2 separate regions of the Homo sapiens genome follow, and region 1 is linked to region 2. The links are chromatin loops, found by intact Hi-C in ENCODE. Cell type or tissue: GM12878. All regions are shown on one strand. Links, peaks and the distances in the headings refer to the core of each region. The heading gives the core; the rest is flanking DNA. Region 1 overlaps PAK2 (p21 (RAC1) activated kinase 2). Region 2 has its middle 23 kb from the start of LINC01063.

Region 1 (15,296 bases), core at 3,828-11,827, 230 kb after region 2:
CCCCTTCAATTTGGAAATAAATTTCTGTATATGTTGCAATTTTAGGTTTAGGTTTGTTCTTTTTCTTTTTCATTAATCCTCTCTCACCTCACAGATACCCCCTCCCATGGCAAATAATATAATAACCAGTGAATTTTCAGGAATTTAAAAATTAGCTTTTTTCCACTTAAAGGAGAAAAATATTTGGGACTAGCAGCAGAGGCAGTAAGAGATGTGAACCTTGGTGAGCTCTGATACAGTGAGAAGAGATTATACTCATGAAAGAGAATGTTAGTGTTACAGAGAAGCAGCCGATAGCAAATCGACTGTAGAGACTTGGCGGCGGTGGCATTGCCCCAGGTCGTCAGCAGTGTGGTATTATCTATGAGAACTTGAGCGACAGAGTATTTCTTGATGAATTTATAGATCATTTGAGATGTTGAGTTACTTTAGTTTAGTTTTGTTTTGTTTTTTCAAATAAGTAGAGACTATTGTAAAAAACGAGAAAGGAAAATGAAATGTGCGTGTTGATAGCAATAATTTGTTTCTTTTAAAGATTCTAAAAGGTCTGAGACCTGTAGCATTAATTATTTGAGTGCCCTCCCTTCTCCCCTCCCCTCCCTTTTCTCTTCTCTTTTTTCCTCTCCTCTTCTTCTCCTTTATTCATTGTTTTGCTTTTGGAGTGGGTGTTGTTCAAGTATCTGTGGTTTGGTTCTGGCATTTTGTTCCCACCATCCCCTTCCCCCATTAACTTCCCCCCTGCTTGCCATCCTGCAGTAGTATAAATCATGAATAAAAAATAATTTTGCTGTTGTAGTATACATTGGAGAAACTGGCAGGTTTTATTTCCATTATTTTATTTCCACTATATCTATGATAAGATGCAATTATAAGGAGAGAAGTGACTGTTTTTTATTGATAAGGCAAGATTTTCAGAAAAATGAGTAAAATAATTAATGAAACATATTTAGAGCACTTAATGGTCTCTGTTTTCAATATAATTCTTGATTTCATTTTTCTCTGGAATATATTGGCCTTCTACAGCTATTACTGAATTATAGAAACTGGTTTATTTCTGGCAGAAAGCTGCAGTGCCACCTGAGTTCCAAATTTTACCATTCTTTGTAAACAGTTGGATGGATTATGATAAAGAAGATGCTACCAATGAAATAGAAAACCAACGAGATGAGAAGACTGTGATCCTCATGTACTCAGAGGCACTTCCCTCCTAAGTCAAAGACCATCCTCACTGACTATGTGCCAACGCCTCGTTTCAGGCTTGTGACTCAACAAAGGGCTTTTCCATTGATAGAAGCAGTTTGGGATTTGTAGTTGCGACTTCTTCGATAGTTACCTGCACGTCCATTGCTGGCAACTGACTTGTCATTAAAACCTGGCTCTTTGGTTAAGGGAGCTACGCTGTGGTTTATTCTTAAGTTACGTGGATAAACTAACCTCTAACAGAAATATACTTTGGTTAATTTTGAAATGTGTCATTTTTAAACAATCTTAAAAGTAATACAGAATTGTGATTTATTAATTTTAAAACATTCAGAACTTGTTGAAAGAAAAATTATATCTGAATCAAGATTCATGTTTTTTATTTTTATTTTTTTTGATACAGAGTCTCACTCTGTCACTCAGGCTGGAGTGCAGTGACATGATCTCAGCTCACTGCAACCTCCGCTTCCTGGGTTCAAGCAATTCTCATGCCTCAGCCTCCTGAGTAGCTGAGACCACAGGCACCCGCCACCACACCCAGCTATTTTTTTGTATTTTTAGTAGAGACAGAGTCTCACCACATTGCCCAGGCTGGTCTCCAACTCCTGAGCTCAGGCAGTCTGCCCACCTTGGCCTCCCAAAGTGCTGCAGTTACAGGCGTGAGCCACTGCACCTGGCCTCATGTTTTTTAAATAATTGCCTTTTATATTTACCCTTTTTGTCATCACTTTAGAATGAAAATTCCCATTTAAATCTGAAAGTTACCTTAATAGTCCTCTTGTGTTATTAGGACAGTATTATTATAGTACTTATTTATTTTATTTTAGATTTAAAGTTATCTTCTCTTTTTCTTTTTTCTTCTGCTGCTTTTAGGGACAATTAAAACTGGGAAACTATGAAACATGGAACATTTTATCCTACCTGAAAGTAAACGAGTAATTGTGAAGCATAAGACACTGAGGCTAATACAACTCTGTCTTCATGTGTTGACTGCCTGGCACATAGTATTCATTCTCTTCCCTTTAACATAGAAGTGTCCAGCTGCGTACAGTCTAGTAACCAGCAACTGTAAACGAACCTGTGCCTCTAACAAGCGATTCTAAACCACCTATGAGTATTTCTTTTAGGGCTCACTTAAATACATGTTTGTATATACTGTATTCTAGCCAGAATAATTTTAGATCTGATCAGGTAGTAGCTAAAATTAGAAAAAAACAAAATAGATGCTTAAAGAATTTGCATCCATTTTTGAGTCTAAATCTTTTAAAATATACTGAGATCCACATCTAGTGAAATGTCAGTGTCAAAATATTATAGATTATAGCTAAAATCCAGATTAATACTCATTTGGGGTTTTTTATAGTGGAACTTCATAGTAATACAAAAAGCAGATTGTCTTCCTGTCTCCGCTGCTCCCACAGTAGGTATTGAAACTGGTAAAATCAGTTTTTTGATAGTGTGTGTATATAAGAAAAAATAGATACACACATTCTTTTTTCTCAGTCAACACATTGATTGAACACTCTGGCAAAGATGCTGTGGTGGATGAGGTTGGAGTTCGAAAGAAGAAGCAAGCGCTGGCCTGGCCTTGAAAGAACCGAAGTCTTTCCCATTCACTTCTCTAGAAAGCTGCCAAGACAGAGGCAGAAAGAAATGGATGATAGTTCTGTCAAGCACACTTCTGTTCTCTTAGAACTTAGAAGTGTTTCTAAGAGAACAGAAGTAATAAGAGAAACAGTTACGTGTGGAATTCAACATCTTTGGTTGGAACGCATTGGCTTTTTTTTTCTTGTTTTGATAGAAATGGAATTAAGCAAAAGTAGTTTTTGTCTTTTCTGTTGTCTTCAAATTTTATGCCTTTTATTTTTAATTTAATCCCGTTCAATTATTTAATTGTTATACATTGACATTAACTGCTGTATTTTGACTTTGTTCAATAATTTTGTTCTTTCAGGGCTAGAAATAAACTTTTTAAAAAAAGTGTGCATTTTTCCCTTTCCTAAACTTTTATTCTTTCTTTTGATCAGCGTAAAAGAATATTTTAATGTCTTTTGATAGCATAAAAGAATATTTAAATGTCTTAATAGGTTTTCAAAGAACATTTAGTATTTTTAGTGATAAATGTTTTAAACCTTTTAATGGTGTTGTGCCATCATTTTGAATTTATTACAAAGCTCCAAAGTAGGAAGGTTTCTAGAAATGTGTGGGCAGTAAACATGAAGTTTTCCTTTTTTTTTTTTTTTTTTTTTTTTTTGAGACAAGTCTCACTCTTTCTTCCAGGCTGGAGTGCAGTGGCGCCATCTCAGCTCACTGCAACCTCTGCCTCCCAGGTTCAAGTGATTCTCCTGCTTCGGCCTCCTGAGTAGTTAGGGGAAGTTTTCCCTTTCTAAATCAAGTTCAGAATAATTTTCTTTATCAATGTTTCTCTATCAGACCCAGGGAAACAGTTCTGATTTGAACACACACCTTGCTGGAGTAATAAAAACCTGATCAGAATTTCTGTGTTAAGTGAACCAAGAAACCTTTTAGAGTGCAATACGTCGTAAGGCATCACTTCATTATGTGAATTAATTTGGAATCTTAGGTACCCTAACATAGGGAACAGCCACAATAATGGTTTACTATCAAAAAGCATAAAATAAGGCCAGGCGTGGTGGCTCACACCTGTAATCCTAGCACTGGGAGGCTGAGACTGGCGGATTGCCTGAGCTCAGGCAGGAGACCAGCCTGGGCAACATGATGAAATCCCATCTCTACTAAAATACAAAAAAAAATCAGCCAGGTGTACTGGCACATGTCTGTAGTCCCAGCTACTTGGGAGGCTGAGGCACAAGAATTGTTTGAACCCGGGAGGTGAAGGTTGCAGTGAGACAAGATCATGCCATTGCACTCCAGCCTGGGTGACAGAGCAAGACTCCTGTCTCAAAAAGAAAAAAAAAAAAAAAAAAAAAAAAAAAAAAAAAAATATATATATATATATATATATTCTGGGTGAGAAGGGGAGGCAATGACTTTGAAATGTATTTGTTACACTATATGGCTGTTTCGTCTTGTTCTAACATTTATATTTCTTTGAACTAATAGCAAATGCTCAAAGCATTGCCTAAGAAAACTTTTAAAAGCCTGTGGTTAATTTCAGAAGCTCTATCTCTAGGGCTTGGCGGGAGGATGGCTCGAGCCTGGGAGGCAGAGGTTGCAGTGAGCCAAGATGGTGCCGCTGTACTCCAGCCTGGGTGACAGAGCAAGGCCCCTGTCTCAAAAAAAAAAGAGTTGGTAATTGCCTATATCTCTATAAAGAGAATTTTATAGTCTCAATAATCCTGATTATAGCTGTTTTACCCATACATCTTAGTTTGGGGTTAGGGAAAAAGACTAAAAATGCTGCATTTCTGGGAAACAATTTGTTCAGAAAATGACAGCATTTATATAAACTTGTGAGTTACGTGAAGAGACTGCTGATCTTCGCCGGGCGCGGTGGCTCCCGCCTGTAATCCCAGCGCTTTGGGAGGCCGAGGCGGGCGGATCACGAGGTCAGGAGATCGAGACCATCCTGGCTAACGTGGTGAAACCCCGTCTCTACTGAAAATACAAAAAATTAGCCGGGCGTGGTGGCAGGCGCCTGTAGTCCCAGCTACTCGGGAGGCTGAGGCTGGAGAATGGCGTGAACCCAGGAGGCGGAGGTTGCAGTGAGCCGAGATCGCGCCATTGCCCTCCAGCCTGGGCGACAGAGCGAGACTCCGTCTCAAAAAAAAAAAAAAGAGACTCCTGATCTTGAAAGGAATGACGCCCGTGGATACGTCATCTCTGGATAGTTGTTAGAAGGTGCCCGTTGCATTCCCTCGTTCATCCGTCCCAGTTTGCTCTGGAGCAGATGCAAACGTCTCACCCTCGTAGTGCTGTAACAGGCCAGATAGAGTGACAGTGCCAGATAGAGTGACAGTGCCATACATTTCTGTTTTTCATTCTTAGACCTGTAGGTATGTACAGCACAGCATCATCAACGCGTTGCCAAAAAACTATTTTCCTCCAATTCTTAATAAACTACTTCACTTTGACTTCTATATTTAAAATAGAAGTATAGGGCCAGGCGCAGTGGCTCACACCTGTAATCCCAGCACTTTGGGAGGCCGAGGTGGGTGTATCTATCACCTGAGGGCAGGAGTTTTAAGACCAGCCTGGCCAACATGGTGAAACCCCGTCTCTACTTAAAATAGAAAATGAGCCGGGCATGGTGGCGGGCGCCTGTAATCCCAGCTACTCAAGAGGCTGAGGCAGGAGAATCGCTTGAACCCGGGAGGCAGAGATTGCAGTGAGCCAAAATCACACCATTGCACTACAGCTTTTTGAGACTCCGTCTCAATAAAATAGAAGTGTACCATTTTCAAAACCTAGTTGATCACGGCCATAAAATTAAGTAATATCTAACAGTACAATCCAACTGTGATTGCTTTAATATATTGTCAGTAAAATCTTTAAGGAGTTTCAGGATTGAAACTAGAAGACATCTTAGTCACATTCAATATTCCTTACATTTTAGTACACTTTACGATTTGCTGCTAGTATCTTTGTTGAGCTGTTTTTCAGTAAACTAAAAATCTTAATCATTTGAGGTTTTAGTATAGATACTGTCACTGTTTTGTTCACACTCTTGGTGCTGTAGGAGTGTAAATGACCATCTCATTTGTTCATCTGTTCATGCTCTATTGGAGCATGCCGTAAGACTGTGGTGTCATTGAAAGTGACCTTTGGCCATGGACTGTTGGATATGTGGATCAGCTACTTTCATATAACTTGCATTGTCAGCAAATACTTTTCCACTTCCCTTCAGCCCTGCGTATTTTACCACGGATAAACGGTGTTCCATTATGCGCCTGCTCTGTCCCATTTCCGTAGTGTCTTTTTTTTATGACAAAGCACAGCTGGTCAAGGTGTTATCATGGGTCTGAGTGCACGAGTGTTTGTTGCTGCACGTTCCCCATCCAGTCACTAAGCAAGACACAGAACTGTATGAAAGCTTATTTTTACTTAGTTTCATCTTAGAGTCACATTTGAACTTGTGAGTTTCTTTTAAATGAAACTGTGTTTAATTTTGAGATTTGCTGCTAGGGGGAGGACTCCTTACGCTTTTTGAAGTTAGTAACAGCCCTCTCTAGTAGAATGTGCACAAAAACGGTTAATGTGAATTGGTGGGCTTGTTTCTGTGCTTTGTTTTGAGTGATAATACAAGGGCCTACATCATAGGGGGTTTTCAGGGTTAAATTCATTCATTTCAAATAAAATATTTAGAATGATGTCTAGCACAAAGTCAACATTTGATAAATGTAGTCTCCTCTCATTGCTTTTTTCCCCTCTGATATTGCGGGAGCAGATGCAGAAGTAACAGGATGCTGCACAGAGCTATTTGCACTTTTCTCCCATCTCTCGTATTTAAAAAATGGATGCATTATGGAAATTATGCTGCAAATATTACACAGCTTTTTTTTTTTTTTTTCTAACACAGGATCTCACTCTGTCGCCCAGGCTGGAGTGCAGTGGCACAATCTCGGCTCTCTGCAATCTCTGCCTCCTGGATTCAAGCGATTCTCCTGCCTCAGCCTCTGAGTAGTTGGGACTACAGGCACGTGCCATTACCGCCCAGCTAATTTTTTGTATTTTAAGTAGAGGCGGGGTTTCACCATGTTGGCCAGGCTGGTGTTGAACTCTTGACCTCAAGTGATCCACCCGCCTCAGCCTCCCAAAGTACTGGGATTACAGGCGTGAGCCACCACGTCTGGCTGTTCCACAGCTTTACACAAAGAAGGCCCCCAGTACATCCCTATTTGGTCACACAGTGTGAAATTGTGTATTTTACAGTATTGCATAGTTGGCAATATGAGACTGTGCATTGTAGTTTGGATAATCACTTCCCTGAAGGGATATTGCAGATAAAAAAGTTTAATTTGAGAATTGGTTCTTGAAGTTTTTGTTTGTTGTTTTTTGAGACAGAGTCTCACTCTGTCACCCAGGCTGGAACGCAGTGGCATGATCTCTGCTCACTGCAACCTCCGCCTCCCGGATTCAAACAATTCTCCTACCTCGGCCTCCCAGGTAGCTGAGACTACAGGAGTGAGCCACCACACCCAGCTAATTTCTGTATTTTAAGTAGAAGCAAGGTTTCACCTTGTTGGCCAGGCTGGTCTTGAACTCCTGACCTCAAGTGATCCACCACCTCAGCCTCCCAAAATGCTGGGATTACAGGCGTGAGCCACCACACCCAGCTGTTACAGAGCTTTACACAAAGAAGGCCCCCAGTACATCCCTATTTGGCCACACATTGTGAAATTGTGTATTTTACAGTATTGCATAGCTGGCAATATGAGACTGTGCATTGTAGTTTGGATAATCACTTTCCTGAAGAGAGATTGCAAAGAAAAAAATTTAATTCAAGAATTGGTTTTTGAAGTTTTTGTTTGTTTGTTGTTTTAAATAGAGACAAGGTCTCACTATGTTGCCCAGGCTGGTCTCAAACTCCTGAACTCAAGTGATCCTCCCGCCTCGGCCTCCCAAAGTGCTAGGATTACAGGTATGAGCGACCACACCCAGCCAAGAATTGTTTTATGTATCTATTAGAAATAAGTTTGTAAACCACAGGTTCCAAAGTGTTAGTACCTTTAATGTAACAGGAAGTTCAGTGTTTGTCAGTCTGGGGTTGTCCTGGGACAACCAGGGAGTCCAGCAACCCCACCAGCACTTGGGACTCCACGTTGTCACTCTATCATTCTTAGCATGTAGGCCTGTATCCTTAATGCCTGTTGCAACATAGATACTAGATGGCTGGTGCACCTCCAACCTCTTGTCCGGGTGTCAAGCAGGAGAAAGAGAGATGGCAAAAGGCAACGTGGAAAGCACAAGGGAGTAGTGCTTATATCGAGAGAACACAAATTTTCCCAGAAACCCTCAACTTCTGTCCCACTGGCCAGAACTGTCATTTGGCACCTCATAGCTGCAAGAGAGTCTAGGGAAGAGTGTTTCTCCAGATAAAATGAGACTCGTTAGTGAAGAAGGAGGGATGGAAATAGTATATAATTGTGACTACTATAGTTTGAGTGTGAAAATTGCTCTATTGGAATTTTTTTGTAGCTCTTCCCCTACTATTTCTACAGAGCACTGCCCCGTCTGTTGACTCCTTTGATACTACATGGTTGATGGGGTGCTCACTTTTAGATATGAGAAAAGGGGCTAGAGCATTAATCTCTTCAGTGTTATCCAGGTAGAATTTCAGCTCTTCTGGGTTAAGGAACTGGAAACTTTTCAACTCTCTAGGCCTCATCTCAGCTAGAGAGCTAGTTTTGAAGAAACGTAATTGCTTATGAAGTCATAAATGCAGTTTAAATGTAATTGGCAGTGTTGCAAGTTTAGTGATCCATCGTGGGAGGAGACCACAAGTATCTGCTACAAATTCCTGATTGAGCAATTGATTGATTTAGTTTAGCAGGAGCCTAGGTGACCCTGAGCAAATAGTCCTTCATGGGTGTTCCTGGCCCCTAAGTGTCCTCTAGGGGGTGCTGCTCCCACTGTCATGCTCCTCAAAGATGGAGCCTGCCAGAGGTGAAAGCCCAATTCCTGCCATTGCCCTGCTATCCTCGGGTTTATGTCCCATTCTGGAAGAACTCAAATGTAACATTATTCAATGTTACAAGCAGTCTCACTGTTCAGAAACATGGAGTTCTTTTGGTTCTTGAGTCAAACTTGGTATCAGCAAAGCTACATTCTCATAGGGAGAGAAAACAAGTCTGGGTGTCTCCCCAACTTCCTAGTGCTCCAGAGAGCCTGGCTCCCTGTAATAATTCTTATTCTTAAAAAAAAAGTAACTACATAATAGAGAAATACATTCTGATTTATAAAATTTCAGCCATTCAGACAAAAGAAAGCCTCTTCAATCCCAGTCCAAGTCCCCGTTCCAAAGGAAATCTCTTACTAGTTTCCATCTTTTCAGACCTTTCTCTTTGCATTATACCTAGATACTGGTCAGTTTTGTAGACCAAGCAGTTCTTGAAGGCTGCAATCAAAGACAATTTATGTTTGTTTCCCTCTCTTCTAACCCATTTTACAGGGGTAGTTCTTCCCCATTCCCTGGATGAAATTTAGAGCAAACACCCAGGCAGTTTTACCAATGAGTTCTAAGAATATTCAAAGAAAAAATTCCAATCCTGCACAAAGTATTTGAGGATATAGAAAACATTCCCCAAATTCTATTATAAGGATGGAGTAGCCATGATACCAAAATAATTGAAGAAGAAAATTATAGGATAGGCCAGGCGCAGTGGCTCACAACTATAATCCCAGCACTTTGGGAGGCTGAGGCAGGTGGATCACCTGAGGTCAGGAGTTTAAGACCAGCCTGGCCAACATGGTGAAACTCCCTCTCTTTAGCTGGGCATGGTGGCATGCACCTATAATCCCAGCTACTCAGGAGGCTGAGACAGGAGAATCACTTTAACCCAGGAGGTAGAGGTTGCAGTGAGCCGAGATCGTGCCGTTGCACTCCAGCCTGGGCAACAAGAGTAAAACTCCGTCTCAAAAAAAAAAAAAAAAAGTATAGGATAATCTCATAAATACAAATGTGCAATTATTAAATATATTACTAGCAAACCGAATCTAGCAATGTATGAAAGAGGTAGTGCATCCTAAACAAGTAGGCTTATGCATGTAAAAATCAAGATAATTTACAGTATTAGTAGATTATCTGGGCATCTCAACAGATTAAAGAGAGTGGCTGAGCCCAGTGGTTCACACCTGTAATCCCAGCACTCTGAGAGGACAACACAGGAGAATCACTTGAGGCCAGGCTCAAGACCAGCATGGGCAACATAGTGAGACCCTGTCTCTAAAAAACCTAATAAAAAAACATTAGCCAGGTATGGTAGCACACCTATAGTCCTGGCTACTCTGGAGGCTGAGCTAGGAGAATGGCTTGAGCCCAGGAGTTCAAGGTTGCAGTGACCTGTGATTGCACCATTGCACTCCAGCCCACATGACAGAGTGACACTGTCTCTTAAAAAAAAAAAAAAAAAAGCATTGGCTGGGCACGGTGGCTCACGCCTGTAATCCCAGCACTTTAGGAGGCCGAGGTGGGTGGATCACCTGAGGTAAGGAGTTCGAGACCAGCCTGACCAACATGGTGAAACCCTGTATCTACTAAAAATACAAAAATTAGCCGGGCATGGTGGCATGTACCTGTAATCCCAGCTACTCGGGAGGCTGAAGCAGCAGAATCACTTGAACCTGGGAGGCAGAGGTTGCAGTGAGCTGAGACCTCTCCATTGCACTCCAGCTTCGGCAAAAAGAGCAAAACTCCATCTCAAAAAAAAAAAAAGCATTTAGTAAAATTCAGTATCAATTCATGATTAAAAATATATATTTTAGCAAATTAGGAGTGAACTTTTTTTTTCCGAGATAGAGTCTTGCTCTGTTGCCCAGACTGCAGTGCAGTGGCATGATCTCAGCTCACTGCAACCTCCGCCTCCCAGGTTCAAGCAATTCTCCTCCCTCAGCCTCCCGAGTAGCTGGGATTACAGGTGTGAGCCACCACACCTGGCTAATTTTTGTATTCTTAGTAGAGACGGGGTTTCACCATGTTGGCCAGGCTGGTCTTGAACTCCTGACCTCAGGTGATCCACGTGCCTCGGCCTCCGAAAGTTCTGGGATTACAGTGAAGCCACTGTGCCAGCCAGGAGTGAACTGAATCACTTGAACCCGGGAGGCTGAGGTTGTGGTGAGCCGAGATCACACCATTGCACTCCAGCCTGGGCAACAAGAGCGAAACTCCATCTCAAAAAAAAAAAAAAGAATTTGAAAGCAATGGCTGGGCACAATGACTCACGGCTATAATCCCAGCACTTTGGGAGGCCGAGGCAGGTGGATCACCTGAGGTCAGGAGTTTGAGATCAGCCTGGCCAACATGGTGAAACCTGGTCTCTACTAAAAATACAAAATTACCCGGGCGTGGTGGTGGGCACCTGTAATCCTGGAGGCTGAGGCAGGAGAATCACTTGAACCTGGGAGGTGGAGGTTTTAGTGAGCCGAGATCACGCCACTGCACTCCAGACTGGGCAACAGAGTGAGACTTGGTCTCGAAAAAAAAAAAAAAAAAAGGAATTGGAAAGCAAGATAAAATCTCATTATTTTCAGATAAGGTTGATATGATAAACTATTAAAATTAAGAAATTTAGCAAGTTTGCTGTATGCAAAATCAGTGTGCAAGAGTCTATTATATTGCTAAGCACTAGCAACAAATAGAACACATAATCTTAAAAATCTACCATTTATAACAGATCAAAAATACAAAGTACCTAGAAATGGTCACTCCTGTAATCCCAGCACTTTGGATCACCTGAGGTCAGGAGTTCCAGACCAGCCTGGCCAACATGGTGAAACCCCATCTCTACAAAAATACAAAAATTAGTTGGGCATGGTGGCGTGCGCCTGTAATCCCAGCTACTCAGGAGGCTGAGGCAGGAGAATTGCTTGAACCCAGGAGGCAGAGGTTGCAGTGAGCCGAGATCGCACCATTGCACTCCAGCCTGGGGTGATGGAGTGAGACTCTGTCTCAAAAAATAAATAAATAAACAAAAAGGGAGGATTTTACTGAAAGATTTTAAATGTTGGATTGGAAACTATTTTATGGATAGTTGAAATTGCACTTCAAAAGAGAAACAATTTAATTCAATTTAAGCCAGATAAATGAAACATTGGTTCAAAGTCAGAAATACATAGTCCTCTAAATTTTAGTATAAAGAGACACTTTACAGAAGCCATAAAGTAGCCTGTAGAGGCCAGCACCGGGGCTTATGCCTGTAATCCCAGCACTGTGGGAGGCTGAGGTGGGTGGATCACCTGAGGTCAGGAGTTCAAGACCAGCCTGGGCAACATGGTGAAACCCTGTTTCTACTAAAAATACAAAATTAGCCGGGTGTGGTGGCGCACTCCTATAGTCCCAGCTACTTGGGAGGCTTAGGCAGGAGAATCGCTTGAACCCAGGAGGTGGAAGTTGCAGTGAGCTGAGATCATGCCATTGCACTCCAGCCTGGGCACAAAGAGTGAAACTCCATCTCAAAATAATAATAATAATAATAATAATAATAATAATAATAATATTCAAAAAGGAGAATAGTTGGGAAGCCTATAAATTTCAGCCTATCCTAATTCAGGGATCCTGCTTCTAGGAGGAAGAAAAAAAGGCATCCAATAGAGATGAATGAACGTTGTATACCCCCTTTGCCTCCTTTTCAGGATAATTTAGTGCAAACTTTAATACTCGCCATTCAGATGCTCTTCAGTCATAACTCCTAAACATGCTGAGGGCCTGTTGTGTGTCTGAATTAGTGGATAGGGAAATGAGGCACAAAAGGCAATTTTGAAGACTGGCCTCTTTCAGAATTGCAGAGTTTGGTGGACTTTATTTTTTTCTTTTTTTGGGGGGTGGGGGGCGCAATCTCACTCTGTCACCCAGGCTGGAGTGCAGTGGTGTAATCGGCTCACTGCAAGCTCCGCCTCCCAGGTTCAAGCGATTCTCCTGCCTCAGCCTCCCCAGTAGCTGGACTACAGGCGCCCACCACCATGCCTGGCTAATTTTTGTATTTTCAGTAGAGACGTTTCAGCATATTGGCCAGGCTGGTCTTGGACTCCTGACCTTGTGATCCGTCCGCCACAGCCTCCCAAAGTGCTGGGATTACAGGTGTGAGCCCCTGCACCTGGCCTTTGGTAGACTTTATATTGAGGAGCTTTTGTGGCTGAGTAAACTCTGGACTTTTGGAAGGAGAAGAGGTAGAAAGGTGTTCATGGAAAGGGACCCAATCCCCCAGGAGAGGGTTCTTGGACCTCATGCAAGAAATAATTCCAGGGGAGTCCACGGAGTAAACTGAAAGCAAGTTTATTAAGAAAGTAAAGGAATAGGGCCGGGCGGGGTGGCTCACACCTGTAATCCCAGCACTTTGGGAGGCCGAGGCAGGCGGATCACCAGGTCAAGAGATCGAGACCATCCTGCCAACATGGTGAAACCCCATCTTTACTAAAAATACAAAAATTAGCTGGGAGTGTTGGCATGCGCCTGTAATCCCAGCTACTCGGGAGGCTGAGGTAGGAGAATCACTTAAACCCGGGAGCAGAGGTTGCAGGGAGCCGAGACTGTGCCATTGAGCTCCTCCTGCCTGGGCCACAAGAGCAAAACTCCGTCTCAAAAAAAAAGGAAAAGAAAGGAATAGAGCACGTCTGCTCCATAGGCAGCGCGGCAGCTTGGGCTGCTTGACTGAATATACTTACAGTTATGCTAAACAAGGGGTGGATTGTTCATGAGTTTTCCAGGAAGGGGGTGAGCAATTCCCGGAACTGAGGATTCCTCCCCTTTTTAGACCATACAGTGTAATTTCCTGACGTTGCCATGTCATTTGTAAACTGTCATGGTGCTGGCGGGAGTGTCCTTCAGCAGCTAATGCATTATAATTAGCGTCTAATGAACAGTGAGGACCACCAGAGGTCACCTCATTGCCGTCTTGGTTTTGGTGGGTTTTGGCTGGCTTGGTAACACATCTTGTTTTATCAGCAGGGTCTTTATGACCTGTATCTTGTGCTGACCTCCAGGCCTCAGCCTTATTTTAACCAGTCCTTATTCAAGATGGAGTCACTCCGGTTCAAACACCTCTGACAAAGGGATAAAGAAAAACGTGGTCTGCAGATTGTTGCAAATGAACCTAAGCCAGGTTTGATCATGCCTCATTTTTGTTTGGTTGTTTTTTTCCTTTTTTTTTTTTTTTTTGAGACAGGGTTTCACACTGTCACTCGGGCTGGAGTGCAGTGGTGCGATCTCAGCTCACTGTAAACTCCACCTCCCAGGCTCAAGTGATCCTAACACCTCAGCCTCTCAAGTAGGGACTACAGCCACCACACCCGGCTAATTTTTGTGTTTTTTTGTAGACGGGTTTCACCATGTGACCCAGGCTGGTCTTGAACCCCTAGCCTCAAGTGATCCACCGCTTCAACCTTCTAAAGTGCTTGGATTACAGGTGTGAGCCACCTCACCCGGACATGCTTAGGTTGTTTCTGTAAAGTTATAGCTACCTATGGAGTTTGAGGTGGTGAGGGTTAACTAACTTCTGACAACCCCCCTGCCAGATTATAATGAAAGCAAGTCGCAGACCAAATCTTGTCACACACCTGAAAGCTCATTTAAGCAAACATTTGTCAGCAAAAGTGTTTGTTCAGCCTATCCTGTAGCTCACTATAATCCATGCTCTCTGTCCCAAATGCTCTGTCCACAACTTTGCATGAAAAGTTCACTTGAGGCAGAGAGGGAAACGTGCCAGGGGCCAGGATTCTGTTACCCTTAAAGATGGCATCATGTAACCAGACATCCTCTTAACTAGTGGCTGGTCACAGGATTATGTAACGATGGAGCCCTGAGGGCCATTCCTAAGGGGTCGCGTTGCTGACCTCACTAGATTCTTACACCTTGTTTATGCAAAGGCAGCAGGAGTCTCTCAAATAACTTTAGCCAATGGAAGGATCCCGAACACCTTTCATTTCACTGATGAGAGCCCACTGATGACCTCATTACCAATTAACAAGCAACTCAGTTCATCAGGAAACAGCCATTTCTTTTTCCATTTATTTATTTATTTATCGAGACAGTGTCTAGCTCTGCTGCCTAGGCTGGAGGGCAGTGGTGTGATCATGGCTCACTATAGCTTTGACCTCCTGGGCTCAAGCAATCCTTCCAGTTCAGCTTCCTGAGTAACTGGGAGCAGAGATGCTCGCCACTACAGCTGGCTACTTTTTTTATTTTTTGTACGGATGGGGTCTCACTATGTTGCCCAGGCTTGTGACTGCACAATGGGTTCCCCTTGCCCGTTGCCTAGGCAGAACTGATACCTCACGACAGGGGAACTGCAGTACAGAAAGAGTAATTCACGCAGAGCCGGCTGTACAGGAGATCGCGGTTTTATTATTATTCAAATCAGTCTCTCCAGGCATTGGGGGATCAGTGTTTTTAAGGATAATTTGGTGGGTGGGGGAAGGCCAGTGAGAGAGTGTTGATTGGTTGGGCCGGAGAGGAAATCATG
Region 2 (15,463 bases), core at 3,524-11,523:
TCTAAATAGTTGTAACATATAGAAAATGAGAACAGCTGAAGGAAGTGCAGGAGGAACGCCACATGAGGGCATTTGCGGGTGAGGGAGGGTCCAAGGAACTTTGTGGAGCAGGTGTCATCTGAGCAGAACCTTAAAAGATAAATGGTATTTAAGCATGTATCAATTTGCCAAATAAAATTGTTAACACAAATTTATATTTATTTATTTATTTATTTGGAGATGGAGTCTCGCTCTGTCGCCCAGGCTGGAGTGCAATGGTGTGATCTTGGCTCACTGGAACCTCCACCTCCCAAGTTCAAGCGATTATCTTGCCTCAGCCTCCCAAGTAGCTGGGACTACAGGTGCACACCATCACGCCCGGCTAATTTTTGTATTTTTAGTAGAGACTGGTTTCACCATGTTAGCCAGGCTGGTGATCTAGCCATAGGTGATCTACCCACCTTGGCCTCCCAAAGTGCTGGGATTACAGGTGTGAGCCACTGCGCCTGGCTGCACAAATTTATTAATAGCAATTTACCAATGTTGCTCGCTAAAACTTTATTACTTTTTTTTTTCTTTTTTTTTTGAGACAGAGTCTCGCTCTGTCACCCAGGCTGGAGTGCAGTGGCACGATCTCAGCTCACTCTAACCTCCGCCTCCCAGGTTCAAAAGATTTTTGTGCCTCAGCCTCCTGAGTAGCTGGGATTATAGGCGTGCACCATCAAGCCTGGCTAATTTTTCTATTTTTAGGAGAGACGAGGTTTCACCATGTTGGTCAGGCTGGTCTCGAACTCCTGACCTCATGATCCCCCTGCCTCGGCCTCCCAAAGTGCTAGGATTACAGGTGTGAGCCACCACGCCTAGCCAAAACTTTATTCCTTTTAGCAATTTGTAGAATGTATAGCAATTTAATTTTTACCAAGCTTTCCCAATATTCCATTTATTTATTTATGTTTTCATTTCAGGCAATGTTTATGTCCCAAATGTCAAAAAACATTTTAAGGTTGGTTTTTCTCTTCCAACCATGTTTTTCTGGTTTTAAAAGTAATCTTTATTTTTAATTAATTTATTAATTAAATTAATATAAATTAATGTGATAGAAATTAGGATAATTTAATTACTCTTAGTTAATATGTGCATTATAAGAAACCGAAAAACACAAGAAGCAGAGAACAAGGCCGTCCACAATCACGAGCAGTTTGCAGTTGACCGTGTCCTTCCAGGTCCCGTGTATGTACAGACACAACACCCAGTGGATCGTGCTTTGTCACACAACATTCTGCCCAATTTTAAATCCGTTTTGCTGCCTCCTTGAGATTCTGTGACTCTAGTGGCTTGGTTCCCACAGGTATCTCCCTTTGCAAATCTATGCTTGAAGGTTTCTCTGTCATGCTAAGTCAGTGACTATTATTTTTCAATTCTGACATCTTTGAAATATGCAGAAGAGACCAGGCGCGGTGCTCACGCCTGTAATCCCAGCACTTTGGGAGGCCGAGGTGGGCGGATCACGAGCTCAGGAGATCGAGACCATCCTGGCTAACACGGTGAAACCCCGTCTCTACTAAAAGTACAAAAAAATTAGCCGGGCGTGGTGGCGGGCGCCTGTACTCCCAGCTACTAGGGAGGCTGAGGCAGGAGAACGGGGTGAACCCGGGAGGCGGAGCTTGCAGTGAGCCGAGATCGCGCCACTGAACTCCAGCCTGGGTGACTGAGAGAGACTCTGTCTCAAAAAAAAAAAAAAAAAAAAAAAAGAAATATGCAGAAGAGTAAAGAGAATAACAACAAACACCCATCTGCTCAATGTTCAGCTTTAGCAAATCTTAACCTTTTGCCAAATTTGCTTCAGATATTTTTTTCTCAGAAACGAAATATTACAGATACAGTTGAAGCCTCTTATACATCTATGCCTGTGATTTGACTCCTTTCCCTCTCTCTCCAGAACTTGACACGTGTCATTGCTGTGTTTGTTTTCATGCTTTTCTGTAGTGTGATGGGTCCCCAGCCAAGTTACTAAAGAGTGTGTGTCTGCTGCCTGAACCCTGAAGGCCAGGCCATGAGCCAAGGCCACAGTGCCCAGCAGAGGAGCAGGTGTCCCTCAGAACCAAGCGTCCCGGAGGGTTTCTAAGAAACTACCAAGAAAAACAGTCCATCACTCACACAGTGGGCAAAGAGCCAGAAAATTAGCTTAAAGGCAGCTCAAGAGTGTGGCCGGGCACGGCTCATGCCTGTAATCCCAGCACTCTGGGAGGTCAAGGTGGGTGGTTCACGAGGTCAAGAGATCGAGACCAGCCTGGCCAACATGGTGAAACCCCATCTCTACTAAAAATACAAAAATTAGCTGGGCGTGGTGGCATGAGCCTGTAGTCCCAGCAACTCAGAAGGCTGAGGCAGGAGAATCACTTGAATCCAGGAGGCGGAGGTTGCAGCGAGCCAAGATCACGCCACTGCACTCCAGCCTGGAGACAGAGCAAGACTCCGTCTCAAAAAAAAAAAAAAAAGAGTGGGAAAATGGGAGGCAATGCAGGTCTCTAAAGCTGTCCTGCTACTGCCCAGGAGGCCTTGTATGTAGGTCCAAATAAACTCATCTACTTGCCAAGCTGGACGTGTCTCAGTCATTCTTTGGTCTCTCAGCCTCCTCCTAGTTTGGGAAAAGGTTTTTTGTTTGTTTGTATTTTTTTAATACAATTCCAGGTTTTCTTTGTTATGTTTCTACATATCCATTGATCTATAAAGAAGGCTTAGCATTTTTTGCATATTTCTAAACCATATACAGGATATATACACATGCGTGTGTGCCACGAACCGTTTATGTCCTCCTGCAACTTCGTGTTCTTGTGATTTATCCATTCCTAAACATAGAACTGTTACTTCTTTTTTAATTGCTGTACAGCAGAGGTCCCCAAACCCCAGCACAGGTGCACAGCCTGTTAGGAAACTGCGTCACACGGCAGGAGGGGAGCAGCAGGCGGGTGAGCAAGTGAAGCTTCATCTGTATTGACAGCCGCTCCCCATCACTCGCATTACTGCTTGAGCTCCGCCTCCTGTCCGATCAGCGCCGGCACTAGATACTCATAGCTATGTGAACCCTATTGTGAACTGAGCATATGAGGGATCTAGGCTGCATGCTCCCTATGAGAATCTAATGCCTGATGATCCATCAGTGTTTCCCATCATCCCCAGATGGAACCGTCTAGTTGCAGGAAAACAAGTGCAGGGCTCCACTGATTCTACATTATGCTGAGTTGTATAATTATTTCATTATATCTTACAACGTAATAATAATAGAAATAAAGTGCACAATAAATGTGATGCACTTGAATCATCCCAAACCATCCCCCACCCCCAGTCCATGAAAAAATGGTCTTCCAGGAAACGGGTCCCTAGTGCCAGAAAGGTTGGGGACCGCTGCCGTACAGTATTCCATTTCACCAACATACTACCGTCTATCAATTCTTCTGTTCACGACCATTTAGGTTGTTTCCAATTTGTGATTACAAACAAAGCTGGAATGAATTCTGTATGTATGTGCTCTAGTCTCTAGAATATACATTATGAGAAGCGGCATTCTCAAGTTCTGGCTTATGCTCATCTCCGCCTTTGTTAGATATTGCCTCATTGTTCATCACCATCAATATTTCTGTTTATCAAGCAAGGGACGAGGGCAAGCAGCAAAAATAACACATGGTACAGGTATGTTTCAACCTGCAGGTGTGAGGGGATGCATATAGTGCCCAAGATTCTCACCATTTCATGGGGAAGAGTGCTTAGGCTAGGCATAGCTGGACACATCATGTGTTCTGTACAAGAGAGGGAATATAAAATTCCTTGTTGTCTCACGCATTTATAAAGTATTATGGAGGGCAGGCGCCGTGGCTCACGCCTGTAATCCCAACACTTTGGGAGGCTGAGGCAGGTGGATCACCTGAAGTCAGGAGTTCAAGACCAGTCTGGCCAACATGGTGAAACCCCGTCTCTACTAAAAATACAAAAATTATTCATGCGTGGTGGTGGGCACCTGTAATCCCAGCCACTCGGGAGGCTGAGGCAGGAGAACTGCTTGTACCTGGGAGGCAGAGCTCGCAGTGAGCCGAGATCACACCAATGCACTCCAGCCTGGGCAACAGAGCAAGACTCTGTCTCCAAAAAAAAAAAAAAGAATTATGGAGGAATCAGAGATCATCTGACCAAGGTGTCTTTGCAATTCAGGTTTCAGCCTTTCTGGCCTAAGAAATAATGTTAGAAACAACCCAATAATCCAGACAGTTTATACATGAGGGGGTTTGTGGCCCTCCCTGAAGAGCCAGCTTATTGCTAGGTTACCTGAAAAAAGACTCACAAGGGTCATCCACTTAACAAACTTGTTTATCCCTCTGCATTACACCTCTGGCCCTGGCGATTTATTAAACAGGCTTTCCGACCCAGGGCTTGTATTAGTTGACAACATCGTGACAAGTTTGCATCATGGGCCATGAAAGGCATAAAAGGTATTTTGAGGCTTCTGTCCATATCTGTAAAACAAAAGGAGAAATAGTCTTTAAAACATTTTTAATATAGGTTTTTAATCTATCTAGAATTTATTTTTGTTATGGAGAAAGTAGAAATTTCATTATTAAATACATACTGTTAATATTGTATCCTGCTCCTATTTATTGAATAGCTTATGCTTCCATTGATTTACAGTGCCTCCTCTGTCACATATCAAGTTTCCATATGTACATATACATGGGCCAGCTCCTGGACTGTCTGATTCTTTTGGCCTCTTTGTCTACACATAGGCTAGTACTATACACTCTTAGTTGTTCTCACTTTATAATCAATCTTAGGGTTTTTGTTTTGTTTTAGAGTCACGGTCTTGGTCTGTCACCCAGGCTGTGGTACAGTGGCATGGCCATAGCTCACTGTACCCTTGAACTCTTGGGCTCAAGAAATCCTCCCATCTCAGCCTCCCTAGTAGCTGGGACTTCAGGTGTGCACCATGACACCTGGTCAATCCTTTTTATAGATCTTTTATAATGTTTTAAATAAGCTTTTTTCTAGGGCTGGAGTCTCACTATGTTGCCAAGGCTGAGCTCGTATTCCAGATCTCAAGTGATCTTCCTGGGATCGTAGGCTGGGATTACAGGCATGAGCCCTGTGATCACGGCTCACCGCAGCCTCTGTCTCCTGGGCCCAACTCCTGATCTTGAACTCCTTGGCTCAAGTGATCCTCCCACCTCAGCCTCCCAAGTAGCTGGGACTACATGCACACACCACTATGCTGGCTAATTTTTTTGCATTTTTTTGTACAGACAGGGTTTCACCACATTGCCCAGGGTGGTCTTGAACTCCTGGGCTCACGCAATCCGCCTGCCTTGGCCTCCCAAAGTGCTGGGATTACAAGCATAAGCCAGGGTGCCCAGCCCCAGTCTTCATTTTGAAAGAGCAATTCCCTCAAACTTTTGGTTTTAAAAAATTGTTTTGGTTATTCTTGGCCCTTTACTCTTCTATATAGATTTTAGAACGTACCTTGTGAAGTCACCTGGAAGTTCTGTTGGGATTTTTATTGAAAATTGAAAATATAAATCAATATGCATGTTGAATCAATAGACTTGGGAAGAATTGGTATCTTTATGATGAAATGCATTCTCATCCATGACTGTAGCATATCTTCATCATCTTTTATGTCATTCAATATTGTCTTTGAAGATCCAATAAAAAGATAGGGTTCTCTGCTTGGGTTTGGCCCCTGTAGAGGCCAAAATATTATCTTTATTGCTGGTAGCGACCAGGTTAGAGGACGTAGCTTTAGGTCTGTTAGCTGAGTGTTTAGTAGATCAAGGCAACAAATATACAAACAATTTGATAAACATATATATATATATATAAAACACCGCCAGCAGTTTGCTCCCCAAAAAGAAAAGCAGAACTAACATATCCAGATTATTCTTCCTAAATTTACTATTTAACATCACTCTGTCCTCCAAGGAGCAGAATGAGTAAAGAGGCAGAGAGACTGAGACTATCACACCAATAGAGGTCCTTGAAATGAATGGAAATCTTAGGAGTAGGAACTAAGCATGCTTTCCTCACAGGCATCTAAGTTGTTTGTGTACAGATCCTTTGCCCATTTAAAAAATGAGTAATTTGGCCGGGTGGAGTGGCTCATGCCTGTAATCCTAGCACTTTGGGAAGTCGAGGTGAGCAGATTGCCTGAGCTCAGGAGTTCAAGACCAGCCCGAGCAACATGATGAAACCCCGTCTCTACTAAAAATATTTAAAAAATTAGCTGGGCATGGTGGTACACACTTGTAATCCCAGTTACTTGGGAGGCTGAGGCACAAGAATTGCTTGAGCCTGGGAGGCAGAGGTTGCAGTGAACTGAGATTGCACCACTGCACTCCAGCCTGGGTGACAGATTGAGACTCTGTCTCAAAAATAAAAAATAAAATAAACTAAAATAAAAAATGCGTAATTTGTCTTTTTATTGTTGAGTTGAAGTCCAATTTATTTACTTCTTTTGTCACTTGGGCTTTTGGTTTCATATCTAAGAAACCATTGTCTAGTTCAAAGTCACAAAGATTTACTCCTTTGTTTTCTTCAAAGGGTTTTACAGTTTGATCTCTCACATTTAGGTCTATGAGAATTTAGAATTATTTTTTTGTTTATGGTGTGAGGTAGGAATTCAACTTCATTCTCTTACATGTGGATATTCACATGAACTATAATCTGTTCAATCATTTCTCCTTTACTGTTATTTTCTTCTGAGGCTTTTAAAAGGGGATATATTAGAGACCCAATGTATTGTCTCGATTGCCTAGCTGATGTCACATATTTTTTACTTGAAAAAATGTCTTTATCGTGTTTACTGCTCTGTCTTGTGTTAATTCACAAATTTTCTCTTTGTGCTCAGTATGGAGTTTATTCTATTAGATTTTAAAAGTCATTAAACATATGTCATGTTCGTAAGATTTCTAACCCATTTTTTTCTCATTTAAAAATAAACTAATGAATTTACTATTTTTGAATATGAAACATAGGCACACAGCACAGAATTCAAAGAATAAAAAATACAATGATGAGGTTATTGGCTTTAAAAATATTTACCTGTTCTTGTTTCATTTTTGTTAGTTCTTGTTTCATAACTTTGTTATAATGTGTGTTATTTATAGAGCTATAAGTGTGTGTGCAGGGGGAGTTGGTAGAAGACAACATAGGTCACAGCCTGTGCAAGGAAGAATAGTGGGAGACAGAAATAAAGAGGTAAGTTGGGGTCAGTTTGTGGACTTTGGAATAAAAGGGAAGAAAACAGTTGTCGAAGAGTATGAAGCTTATTATCTTAGCCATGTAGTCTTTGAATAATTTTTTTACCACTTAATAAACATTGTGCTTTAAGAAGGCTAAAATGCTTCAGATATACCAAAGGGAGGAGATGGGTAGTCTAGGCCTCATTAAAAGGCTTCCATCTCAGGTGGGTACCCAACCACCTTATACTTCCTTGACCCCTTTTCACAGGCCTGTATGCTGATTATAAGCCAGACGTTTCAGACATTTTGTGAAAAGATTTTAGTGTCTGGCTATATTTAAATGCTCTGTTTTATCACTTACCCTTCAAAGTCCCCTCCTCTCCTGCCCCTGATGTGGCCACTCTGAAAGGAGTCCCTCTCCCCGGGATCCAACAGTGTTCTCCCAGCAGGGGGCAGCAGCGGCACATGTCAGGTGCCCAGGGGAGGGTGGGGTGCCAAGGGGTGCCCTGTGGGGAGGAGCTTGCATGAGGAAACACATGGAATGGAAAAAGTAAACTAGTTCCTCAGTCCCACTTCAGAGTCAAACCCGCACCTGTGGTGAGTTGAGCCACAAATATGTTTTCTCTAAAGCTGGCAGCCGTTTATTTTGGAAGGAGGAAGATGCACTCAATACTATTGAGGACCTGGCTTTTTTTTCTTTGCTTTTTCCTAATTTCTTATCCTCTGCTTCGGCCATAAATGTTCTAGTTTCTCTCACTCTTCTCTTTCCCTTCCTTCATGTCCAACATTTTCCCATTTTTTTCCCAATGGTCAGGAGTATAGGTCTGGCCAAATAATCACCTTCTAGTAATAAGAATATTTCTGGAAATAAGAAACACAGCATAAGGGAAGGGAAAAGCTGGTTGGCTCCCCCAGTTCCTCACCTACCCCAGAGGCATCACACTGATCTCCAAGACTATCATCACCCGGAAGGCAAAGGCCTCTCACAATTTCTTACACATCTCTATGTTCCCCACTCACTTGCTAGACTGGATGAGAACATAGACACCCACCTGCAATCTGGTCTATAGCTTTGTCCACACCCGCATGGCATGTGGAGAAGGAATGCCTGGGGGTAGGACCTGGGGGGCTGGGGATCAAAACACTGTAATGAGGGGTAGTTTTGCAGAAATCCCCAAAAATGTGATCCTAGGACCTTCTCACTGCTTCTCCCTGAAATCCACTGTTACAATGCCCTTATACTATCTCGGTATCTAGGTGTACCACAGTAGAGGCAGCGTGGTAACTGTGTGACCTCTAACCTAGTCCCACCATGGCCAAGGTGACAAACATGTACATGGGAGTTTATCATCTTGGGCGTGGTTGAACTAGGTTAGAGGTCACATAGTTAATTTTGGGCAAGTCACTTGCCTTCTCTGGGCCTCAGTTTTCTTTTCTTTTTTTTTTCTGAGACAGAGTCTCACTCTGTTGCCCAGGCTGGAGTGCAGTGGCGTGATCTCAGCTTACTGCAAGCTCCACCTCCCGGGTTCATGCCATTCTCCTGCCTCAGCCTCCCGAGTAGCTGGGACTACAGGTGCCCACCACCATGCCCGGCTAATTTTTTTGTATTTCTAGTAGAGACGGGGTTTCACCGTGTTAGCCAGGATGGTCTCGATCTCCTGACCTCGTGATCTGCCCGCCTCGGCCTCCCAAAGTGCTGGGATTACAGGCGTGAGCCACCACGCCCGGCCCTCAGTTTTGTTATCTATAAATGGGTATTAATAATGCCTTTCATAAATATCTCACAGAGGACGGGCGCAGTGGCTCATGCCTGTAATCTCAACACTTTGGGAGGCCAAGGCTGGAGGATTGCTTGAGGCCAGGAGTTTGAGACCAGCCTGGGCAACAAAGTAAGACCCCATCTCCACAAAAAATAAGAATTAGCTGGGCATAGTGGTGCATGCCTGTAATCCTAGCTACTTGGGAGGCTGAGGCAGGAGGATCCCTTGAGCCCAGAAGGTGGAGGCTGCAGTGAGCTGTGATCGTGCCACTAGACTCTAGTATGGTGACAGAGTGGCGCCTTGTCTCTAAAATATAATAAAAATAAATACCTCACAGACGTGAGATACTCAAGTAAGATAATAATGTGAAAAGTTTGCATTTATGGTGGAGTGTTTTTAAAACATTATTTATCATTACTAGCTCTTTTTCAAGAGCACTTTGGCCCTTGTCTCATGGGCATGTTGCTTGAATTTCAGCCAAAGGATTAGGTGTTGGGACAAGTTGGCTTAAAAACATCTTTTAAAATTTATTTTAATTTATTTTTAGAGATATGGTCTCTCTATGTTGCCCAGGCTGGTCTTGAATTCCTGGCCTCAAGCCATCCTCCTTGCCTCAGCCTCCCAAAGTGCTGGGATTACAGGCATGAGCCACCAGGCCAGGCCAAAAATTTCTTATCTTTAATTATTACGGATACATAATAGTTGTACGTCTTTCAAATTGAACTCTTGAGGGGTCCAGGGCCATTGAGAGGAAAGACAGCACAGAACCAGGTGGATTTATTTCTAGGGATTTGGCTCCTAGCCCCTTGTCAGGGAAGGTGGCTTCTTTCTTTCCCTGGGGCCAAGAGAGACTAATAGGGAGATGTATCTCTAGAATCCTAGGTCTGAATGAGACGCCAATGGGTCATTGGTTTTAGGTGTTTTTTTGTTTTTGTTTTTGCCCCTCAGGTAAGGCTACATCGAAACCACACTAAGAGGATCAGAAAGAATATATGTTAAATGTTTCCAAGGAGATTCTATATTCTTTCCAGGTAATTCAGGACTAAGGATGTTTTACAGCGAGTTCTTCTTTTTAGCCTTTTGGCTGCAATTGAGGGTTGAAAATGCTTTGAGGGTAGTCTATTCATCTTTATATCCTGTCCAAACCCAGCACAAACAGGCCCTAGGGTCCCGTCTATTGACCTGAACTGCATTGTTCTGCTCTGCCTGGAGCTAGGAAATATGCTGGTCACTATTTTTTGTTGGCTTTAAATATAGTATTTGCAAAGTTCAAAACAAATCTTATGATCATTTGGCTTGTGGCTTCTCTCCTAAATCTCCCTCCTTTTAGAATGGTCAGGATGGGAGGAGGACGTGCCAAGACTGAGCTTCTGTTTCTTTTCAAGGACAGTCCCTGCAATGGCTTCGTTTGACCTACCCTCCCTTTTCTTATCAAATGAAATCAGCTACCACAGGAAATTGACTTCTCCAGATTGTAGGAGACAGGAAGCAGCACCACAAAGCAGGTTCCAGGGAGGGAAGGCAGAGATGAGAGAAACAGCTCGAGTCCCAGCTCGGTCAGTGCCTGGCCCCGGCCTCGCTTTCCGCCTCTCTGTCTCATTCTTACCATCTCTAGCCTCACCTACCCTTCTTCTGGGTCCTGGTGTCTGAGGCTGAAAGGCGCTGTAGAAGTCTCCAAGGCCAGCCTCCCTCCCCACTCAGTCACTCCCAACAAGCCTTCCAGCCTGTGCTTGACCCTTCCAGGCATGGAAATTTTACTGCTTCCCCTAAGAAACCAGCTCTGTTTTGCCTTTTATCCATCTGAAACCTCCCTCCTCCAGTGTTCTTCCACTGGCCTCACTTTTCCTTGGGACAGCCCTTTCCATACCTGAGTCTCCAGGCTAAGCCCTCCCGGGGAGGTCTCTTGGTAGAGGCATGAGTTTCTCAGAAACTCAACCAGAGGGAGTCAGGAAGGGGTCTAAGCAGGAAGGAAAAGGTGAGAACAATGCCATCGTGGGCCCTTTCCTTGCCAAGGAGTTATGTGTGGTGGCTTTAACTTGATGTTTAGTACAACTTCAACGTGCTTTTCTTCTCCTGCATGACTACTGCCTTGTGGGAAGAGTGTCTTCTCTTTTAGCTCACTTCATTAATTTTTTATGAAATATCTAAATACATATATAAAGGTGTCATGACATTCCACTCCTAAATACTTCAGTGTGTATCTTTAAGACGTAAGAATATTGGCCGGGAGCGGTGACTCATGTCTGTAATCCCAGCACTTTGGGAGGCCAAGGTGGGTGGATCACCTGAGGTCAGGAATTCAAGACTAGCCTGGCCAACACGGTGAAACTCCATCTCTACTAAAAATACAAAAATTAGCCAGGCGTGGTGGTGGGTGACTCCAATCCTAGCTATTCCAGAGGCTGAGACATGAGAATCACTTGAACCCGGGAGGCGGAGGTTGCAGTGAGCCGAGATCACACCATTGCACTCCAGTGTGGGTGACAAAGCGAGACTTTGTCTCAAAAAAAAAAAAAAAAAAAAAAAAAAAAAAGAATATGTTCTGCATAGCCAAAATCAAAATATAACACCCAACAAAATTAACTATAACCTCCCGACATTATTTAATACTTAATCCACAAAATTTCCCCAGTTGATTCCAAAATGTCCTTTACTGCTGTTTTGTTCAAACCAGGATCCAATCCAGGACCACGCATTTCATCTGGTTGTTATGGAACTTAGGGCTCTTTTATGGATGATGCTGATAAATAGAAGGAAGCTTCATTGTTAAAGTGCTCTCTTTTTAAAAATTCATATCAGGGCCAGGTGCAGTGGCTCACGCCTGTAATCCCAGCACTTTGGGAGGCCGAGGCAGGCGGATCACCCGAGGTCAAGAATTCAAGACCAGCCTGGGCAATGTGGTAAAACCCTGTCTTGACTAAAAATGCAAAAATTAGCCGAGCATGGTGGTACACACTTGTAATCCCAGCTACTTGAGAGACTGAGGCAGGAGAATGGCTTGAACCCAGGAGGCGGAGGTTGCGGTGAGCTGAGACCACGCCGCTGTTCTCTAGCCTGGGCAACAGAGTGAGACTCCATCTCAAAATAAAATAACATAAAATAAGTAATCAGGCTGGGCACAGTGGCTCACTCCTGCAATCCCAGCACTTTGGGAGGCTGAGGGGGCAGATCGCTTGAGGCCAGGAGTTTGAGACCATCCTGGGCAACCTCGTCTCCTCAAAAAATACAAAAATTAGCTGGGCGAGGTGGCGCATGCCTGTGGTCCCAGCTACTCGAGAGGCTGAGGTGGGAGGATCCTTTGAGTCCAGGAGGCAGTGGTTTCAGCAAGCCGAGATCATGCCACTGCACTCTAGCCTGCGCCACAGAACCAAACCGTCTAAAAAAGAAAGAAAGAAAAAAGAAAAACCAAACAAAATACATATCATATATCATCAACATAGTTCATTACGCCATTATTATATCATCAGTATAGTTCACATTACACATCACATGACAGTGGTACCACTCAGACGCCATGAACCTTCTACTTGAGACAGTTAAATTCAAGAATAATTTTTTTGGCCGGGTGCGGTGGCTCATGTCTGTAATCCCAGCACTTTGGGAGGCTGAGGTGGGCGGAGCACCTAAGGTCAGGAGTTCGAGACCAGCCTGGCCAACATGGTCAAACCCCATCTCTACTAAAAATACAAAAATTAGCTGGGTGTGGTAGCCGGCGCCTATAATCCCAGCTACTTGGGAGGCTGAGGCAGGAGAATTGCTTGAGCCCAGAAGGCAGAGGTGGCAATGAGCCGAGATCATGCCACTACACTCCAACCTGGGCAACAGAGCAAGACTCCATCTCAAAAAAATAAGATTAAAAAAAAAAGGATAAATTTTACAAGACTCCATCTCAAAAAAAAAAAATTTTTTTTTTTTTTTTTTTTGAGATGGAGTCTGGCTCTGTCACCCAGGCTGGAGTGCTGTGGTGCAATCTTGGCTCACTGCAACCTCTACCTCCCAGGCTTAAATGTTTCTCCTGCCTCAGCTTCCCAAGTAGCTGGGACTACAGGCGCATGCTACCACATCCAGCTAATTTTCGTATTTTTAGTAGGGACGGGGATTCACCATATTGGGCAGGCTGGTCTCAAACTCCTGACCTTATGATCCGCCTGCCTTGGCCTCCCAAAGTGCTGGGATTACAGGTGTGAGCCATAGTGCCCAAGAATAATTTTTTTCAAGAAGTATTCAGTCTATAGAGTCCCAGTAACAGAGGTAATAAACATACACATGGTAGTATTTCAAATTCATGAATTTGTTCAGCTTGGGAGCAATGGGAATTTAGCTTTTTCTTTTATCTTTTTTTTTTTTGAGATGGAGTCTTGCTCTGTTGCCCAGGCTGGAGTGCAATGGCACAATCTCGGCTCACTGCAACCTCTGCCTCCTGGGTTCAAGCAGTTCTCCTGCCTCAGCCTCCCGAGTAGCTGGGATTACAGGAGCCCGCCATCACACCTGGCTAATTTTCGTATTTTTAGTAGAGATGGGGTTTCACCATGTTGGTCAGGCTGGTCTCAGACTCCTGACCTCTAGTGATCTGCCCACCTTGGCCTCCCAGAGTGCTGGGATTACAGGCGTGAGCCACCGTGCCCAGCCTAGAGCTTTTTCATGTTTATTTATTTATTTATTTATTTATTTATTTATTTATTTTCAGAATAACCTGAAATTTATTCTAGTTATATTGGAAAAAAGAAAATCCTCAATCACTATCCACATCATACAACATACCAATTCTGACTCAAATGCCGACCTACATTTTTTTTTTTAGACTGATGGGGTATATGCGCATGTTTGTTACATGGTTTTTTGTTTGTTTGTTTGTTTTTGTTTTTTTTCTTTTTTTTGAGACAGAGTCTTGCTCTGTTGCCCAGGGTGGAGTGCAGTAGCACGATCTCAGCTCACTGGAACCTCTGCCTCCTGGGTTCAAGTGATTCTCCTGCCTCAGCCTCCTAAGTAGCTGGGACTACAGGCACCCGCCACCACGCCTGGCTAATTTTTGTATTTTTTTAGTAAAGTCAGGGTTTCATCATGTTGGTCAGGCTGGTCTTGAACTACTGACCTCAAGTGATCCTCCCACCTTGGCCTCCCAGAGTGCTGGGATTCCAGGTGTGGGCCACCGCACCTGGCCACATGGGTTATATCGCATTATGGTGAGGACTGGGCTTCTGGTGTACCCATCACCCAATAGTGCACATTGTACCTAATAGGTAATTTTTTGCCCCTCATCCCTCCCACCCTCCCCCCTTCTGGAGTCCATTCCATCTTCATGTCCATGTGTGCCCATTGTTTAGTTCCCACTTAGAAGTAAGAACATGCAGTATTGGAGTTTCTGTTTCTGAGTTAGTTCACCTAGGATAATGGCCTCCAGCTCCACCTATGTTGCTGCAAAGGACATAATTTCATTTTTTTTTTTTTTTTGAGACAGAGTCTTACGCTGCCACCTAGACTGAAGTGAAGTGATGCGATCTCAACTCACTGCAACCTCCGTCTCCCTGGTTCAAGCGATTCTCCTGCCTCAGCCTCCTGAGTAGCTGGGATTACAGGTGCGCGCCACCATGCCCGGCTAATTTTTGTATTTTCAGGTGAGACGGGGTTTCGCCATGTTGGCCAGGCTGGTCTCACACTGCTGGCCTCAAGTGGTCCACCTGCCTCAGGCTCCTAAAGTGCTGGGATTACAGACGTGAGCCACCGCGCCCGGCCACATTTCGTTCATTTTTATGGCTGCAGTTACAGTGTTCTAGCTGGTTCTTCTGTGTCCTTTATTTCCTATAAATGATCAATGAGATGTTAACATTTGATTTAATTCAAGTTAGACACTTTTAGCAAGGATATATCCTAAGTGCTGCTGGGTGCTTCGTGCGCACCATGGTGGAAGACATATTCTGGTTGTTCTCCCATCAGTGATGCTAATATTAACCCCTGCATTAGTGCTAACAGTGTGACCCTCTGATTGTGACCCCTTGATTGTGACCCCTTTATTGTGACTCCTTTATTGTGTTTCTTTTCCTCTCTTGTGACCAAAGAGAAGTCTGCATGGTTGCTGTTGCATCACACAAATGTCAGGTGATGTTTATTTTATTTTATTTATTTTTTTTGAGACGGAGTTTTGCTCTTGTTGCCCGGGCTGGAGTGCAGTGGCGCAATCTCGGCTCACTGCAACCTCCGCCTCCTTGGTTCAAGCAATTCTCCTGCCTAAGCCTCCCAAGTAGCTGGGATGACAGGCATGCACCACCACGCCTGGCTAATTTTTTTTTTTTTTTTTTTTTTTGGATTTTTAGTAGAGATGGGGTTTCTCCATGTTGGTCAGGCTGGTCTCGAACTCCCAACCTCAAGTGATCTGCCTGCCTCGGCCTCCCAAAGTGCTGGAATTACAGGCGTGAGTCACCGCACTCAGCCAAGTGATGTTTATTTAAAAGTCACAATTGGTCAGAAAAAGAAAAGGCAGATATGTTAGGATTCTCAAGGACA

Evidence for each region. Peaks named below come from ENCODE experiments on the same cell type or tissue, not always from the same donor. Only the 100,000 strongest peaks of a DNase experiment are listed, where the experiment ranks them.
Region 1: it touches region 2 in a loop (3-fold over the local background); 6 of 110 quality-filtered maps call a loop at or near these places.

Annotation. Positions count from the first base shown.
Region 1 is chr3:196,829,309-196,844,604 of GRCh38, forward strand. It overlaps PAK2 (p21 (RAC1) activated kinase 2), which reads left to right. Exons shown (of 15, transcript NM_002577.4): 15 at 1-3,339. Among named protein-coding and RNA genes, the nearest start is that of SENP5, 31 kb to the right of the region's middle. RefSeq lists a silencer at 12,691-12,845. In GM12878, for the core only: a CTCF peak has its summit at 8,742 (motif pointing right); DNase peaks (open chromatin) are centred at 5,980 and 8,773.
Region 2 is chr3:196,601,809-196,617,271 of GRCh38, forward strand. No RefSeq gene overlaps it. Among named protein-coding and RNA genes, the nearest start is that of LINC01063, 23 kb to the right of the region's middle. In GM12878, for the core only: a CTCF peak has its summit at 7,650 (motif pointing right); a DNase peak (open chromatin) is centred at 7,763; H3K27ac peaks cover 418 bases.